Regions from separate parts of the Homo sapiens genome. Here region 2 is linked to region 1. The links are chromatin loops, found by intact Hi-C in ENCODE. Cell type or tissue: chondrocyte. All regions are shown on one strand. Region 1 has its middle 47 kb from the start of LINC00844. Region 2 overlaps BICC1 (BicC family RNA binding protein 1).

What was found. Hi-C counts contacts between places; a loop is a spot of excess contacts. Peaks named below come from ENCODE experiments on the same cell type or tissue, not always from the same donor. Only the 100,000 strongest peaks of a DNase experiment are listed, where the experiment ranks them.
Region 2: a loop joins it to region 1, with 2.5 times the contacts of the local background. A loop is called at or near these places in 9 of 110 quality-filtered maps.

The regions. Positions count from the first base shown.
Region 1 is chr10:58,951,614-58,954,113 of GRCh38, reverse strand. No RefSeq gene overlaps it. Among named protein-coding and RNA genes, the nearest start is that of LINC00844, 47 kb to the left of the region's middle. In chondrocyte, CTCF peaks have their summits at 1,055 and 1,261 (motif pointing left); no DNase peak of the experiment used is centred here.
Region 2 is chr10:58,529,802-58,532,301 of GRCh38, reverse strand. All of the region lies in intron 1 of BICC1 (BicC family RNA binding protein 1), which reads right to left. Among named protein-coding and RNA genes, the nearest start is that of BICC1, 18 kb to the right of the region's middle. RefSeq lists a silencer at 891-950. In chondrocyte, a CTCF peak has its summit at 1,010 (motif pointing left); no DNase peak of the experiment used is centred here.

The sequences.
Region 1 (2,500 bases):
TCTTCATTTCTGAAGCCTCCTATAATGTAAAACTTTGATTAAATACATTTATTATTATTTTCTCTTGTTAATCTGACTTTTGTTATAGGAGTGTCAGCCGTGACCTTTATGATGGGTGAGGAAAGGCATCACACCTTTTTTCTCCTACAACTTCCCAGTCAAAATGAGCCTATTCTCTCTTTTACTGTCATACCAGGCTTCTTTTTTTTTTTTTTTTAACTCTGTCACCAGGCTGGAGTGCAATGGCGAGATCTTGGTTCACTGCAACCTCTGTCTCCTGAGCTCAAGGGATTCTCCTGCCTCAGCCTCCTGAGTAGCTGGGACTACAGGTGTGCACCACCATGCCCAGCTAATTTTTGTATTTTTAGTAGAGATGGGGTTTCACCATGTTGGCCAGCATAACAGGCTTCTTTACTCACCAAGATGCCTGCTAACAAATCTGATAAAAATCACCCTTATCAACAACATCATGGAGAAATCAAGAATTCTATGAAATCAGCGTTCTCCTTTGCATGGTCGATAGCCCCCATGAGATCTGGTTTCCTCATCTCATACTACTCCCTGCCTGGTTCAATGCCATAGTCATTCCAGCTTCTTTTAGCTCCTGCACTGATCTTTTCCCTCTCTCTCCCTATGCAGCTTCACACCTACTGTTTCTTCTGCCTGAACTTCTCTCCTCAACTAATTTCCTGTCTGCTAAGCCAGCCCTCACTCATTCTCATACATCCAGTACTTCACAGGGAAGTTATCCCTGTCACTCCTCCTCTAGCATCCATGTTACATTGTCTAGTATGTACTTCTCAGTAGACTTGCACCACAGTGACAACTACTTGTTCAGTGGCTGTCTCATTCCTCTGGGGGATGAGATTCCTGAGTGCAGGGACTGTCTCTTTTGTTTATCTCTGTATCCCCAGCACTGAGCCCAAGACCTGGAACACACTGAACATCAGACAAATCGTTGTTGAATGAATTAATCAGAGTTAGTGAGAGAGGAAATGCATGGTTTGCCCCAATGGAGATATATTGCCTTTCCAAGCACAGTTTAAAAGATGGTCATTGGGCAAGTATGGAGTCCTCATTAAGGTTAATAGAAACAGAGAACTTTGCCTAGGATTACATGAGCCTGCTGGTTAAGAACAACACTTTTTTTTTTCATTCTTTTGGTTTTTTTAATGATCATTAAATTGTACCTACCTTCACAATGTGACCAGTATCATACTGTGGTATCAATTTCAGACTATAATGCGAGTCTGCCATCTACTGGTGCTACGGGGTAGTACTATGAAACCTCTGACAAGCATTTTCATTTTCTCTGGAATCTTCTGGGTTCCAGAAGCTAGGAGGGGCATAGATTCCAACATGCCCAACCATTTCATTTTACCCAAAGGGAAACCATTTCCCACAGAGTATAAATGACCACCCTGGGCCATACAGCTAATCGGTGGAAGGTCTGAACTCTAACCTAGGCCTCCTGACAAAATCAGCCTCTTGGTTCTTATTCTTCATCGTAATTCTGGATACTAACTGAAGTACATCTGGTCAACAGTGTTGACCTTGACTTTTTCCAAAAGGAAATGGAACAATTGAGACTTGTTCAAGTTTACACGCCAGGAATCTCTTACCCCCTTGTATAAAGCTCATCACATCCCAGAAAGCATATCTGCTTTCTGTCCAAGGATTTCCTGGATCTGAAAACAGCTGTACAGGATTGTGTGGGAAAGACTAGATTTACAAAACTTGGAATTTCGCACCAGAAACTTAGGCAAAGATGTGGTGCAAGACGTGCACTGCCTGCCATTAAATTGTATGCCATCAGCAAGATCCTGAGGGATTCGAAACACACCAGATGTTTGTGTTCCGAAAAGCCATGATCTTTAATGGAAAAACTGACAAACCATAATGGAAAGAGCTAGGAACTGCCATCCTAATAAGAATTGACAGGATCAGTGTAGAGCCTTCCAGAAAGGCCTCCTCTGTTAATCTGGCAGAATTGGCTACAGAAGCACTAGGTTTTCCAATAGGTACATTTTTAAAAAAATTTTTTTTAGCTACCCCAAGGGACTAGATTTAACCATAGTCATCTTTTTATTGTGTGGTTTGCATGGAAACACGCCTGTTAACATTCCTGAGATCAACGCAGAGTCAAAACAAACCAAACATCCCAGTACCTGCCAGAAGAGTTTCATCTTTCCCTAACAATTCTTGGAACAGAGCACTTTAGGGACTGAACTTCTAAAACAAAGGAAAGAAAGAAGATGTGGCTGCCGGGAAGTTCTCACTGGGTACTTCAAAAAAATTTCCCTGGAACTCTTTGGCTCGGAGTGTATCTTTAAAATTTTTCTTTACTCAAAACAGTACCGCCAGCTAATGAACAGGTCCAGGCTGGTCATTTGCTTCCATAATTTGGAAAAGTAACACCTTTACTTCATATCTCTGGGACCATTGTTGTCCAGCGATCTGACAAAGGAAAATACTGTCGGGTCCCAGGGGGTTTCCGATC
Region 2 (2,500 bases), 420 kb after region 1:
CATAATACATACCGTCCACAAACTTTTTGAAGATCCCTCATATAATCTCATTCCACTCTGTCCTGCGATGCTTCCACTGAGAAATGTGTGATATTCTTATGGAAAGTCTCTGTATATACCACATTGCCTTTCTCCTGTTGCCCTTAAGATTTTTGTTTTTGGAAAGTTGACTAGAATGTGTCTTAGTGTGAATTTCTTTAGTTTCATCATGACTGTAGTCCTTTGAGCTTCTTATATTTGGATATCTATTTCCTTTTTCACATTTGGAAGGTTTTGGCTATTGTAGTTTGAAAAATATTCTGTCCCTCATTTCCTCTATATTCCTCTTCTGAAATTCATGTAATGCATATATTGATTCACTTGATGGCGCCCCATAAGTCCCTTAGGCTTTCTTCATTTTTCCTTTTTCTTTTTGTTCCTCTGACTCAATAATTTCAAATGACCTGTCTTTGAGTTTGCTGATTCTTTCTCTTGCTTAATAAAGTCTGCTGTTGATCCCCTATAATTTTTTTTTTCAAATCAGTTACTGTATTCTTCAGCTTCAGAATTCCTGTTTAGTTATTTAGAATTCCTGTTTGGATCTTTACAGTTTCCATCTCTTAATTGATATTCTCATTTTATTCACAGTTTCATTGTATATGTTTTCTTGTAGTGCACTAATTTAAAATGTTCCTTTTAAACTATTTGTCAGGTAATTCACAGATCTCCATTTCTTTTGGGTCAGTTTACGGACAGTTATTTTGTTCTTCTGATTGGACCATATTTTCCCTGTTTGTGTGCCTTATATTTTGTTGTAATTTTTGTATTTGAATAAACGGTCACCTCTTCCAGTCTTTACAGACTGGTTTTGGATGGAAAAAGATCTTCACCAATCAGCCCAGCTAGAGATTCTGGCGGTCTCTCAAACCTTTTACAGAGATGAATTTTTTCTGAGCCTATGTGTGTAATTTCACAACCAGACAAAGTTTTCTGGTTTCTTTTTCAGGAGTCTACAGTCTCTTGCACCCTCTGGTGTCTGTTTGCAGTACTACGGGTATTTTGGTACTGCCACCAACCGCTGAGCTCTCTTGTTCTCAGCAGTCCCCAGGCAATCAAAGTATGCCTATTCCTCATCAGCACTCCAAGTCAAGCAAGGCAGAAACCAGTCACTTGAGTAGTCTCAAAAAGCCAGCACATTGGACATAATTCCATTTTACTCTTTTTCTCCCAAGGGAGAAACCAGTCACTGGACTTTTTTTCCTCATCATTAGCTGTGGTGGCTTGGGGAAGGGGCCGACTCAGATGAAATGAAACAGCTTTTCTTACCTGTTTCAAAACCATGGTTCTTGGTTTTAAACTGGAGTTCTGTGACTTCATAAGTGATTTCTGGCCTTCTCATAAAGGCTTTATTGGACCACATATTGTTAAGTCAGTATTTCTGTAGGGGTAGAAGTCTGGTGCTCCCTATTCCTCCATCTTGCTGACTGCAGACAGGCTTATTTTTGTAATCTCATAAAGCATTCTCTACATGAAGAATTTACAGTAAGGAAGTTTCTTTGATTTAGAACAAAGGTATGAAATATCTTAAACGTCCATTTCCGCCTCTCCCTTTCTGATTTTCTTTTTTTTTTTTTTTTTGCATTTAAAGTATATAAAGACATTGTACTGGACACACAATCTTATATACCATCTCACCTTCATCTCTGATTCCAGCGAGGCTACAGTAAACAGTTCGGCATAGGTATCAACCCACTTTGGGGTAACAATGTCTCATCTCAATCTTACACTAAACATACTTCTTTATTACTTCCCTAGGAGCTTGTTAGATATCTATACGTCTAAGTCTTAAGTGTATTAACACAGAATCGCAGGAAAGGCAGGCCCCAGAAGGCAACCCTTGACTCTCCTCAAGGAGGGAACAGAAGCTGACAGACCAATGCCTCTCTTTTTAATTCCTTAGGTGGACAATTTAGGGATATAGCTTCTGGGCCTCACCAGAAGTAGTAGTCATCCTCAGAAGTAACAAACTAGATAGTGCATCATTGTATTGGCTTTGCCTTTTTCTATTTGATTCTTCAATTCCCTCATTTCACTTCTTGGTCTTGTGGGGTGGAGGTACGTGACCCAGGCTATGATGTACATTAATCAGGGCCTTACTCTACGTGATCTCCTTTTGTTTTCTGTTAAAAAATACAGATACGTTTCCTCTCTTCCACTAGATTATATTCCTTTTAAAGGTAAAGGGCCTCATTTAATTCTGCAGTCCCATAATATGCACTCATGATTTTTGTCCAATACATGCAACAATTTCCCATTGTAGATGGCCTCACTAGTCCCAAATGATTTAAAATGAAAAAAAAAAACTTTCACAAGCTTGAAAGCTAATCATTTATGCAAAACTTTTAAAATCCAGATCCATTTTTATAATGTTTTGTTGCTAAAGCCCAGTTTTTAGACTTGGTCAAATATGCTCTATTTAGATAATGCATCTCAGATATCCATTTACTGATAGTAAATATAT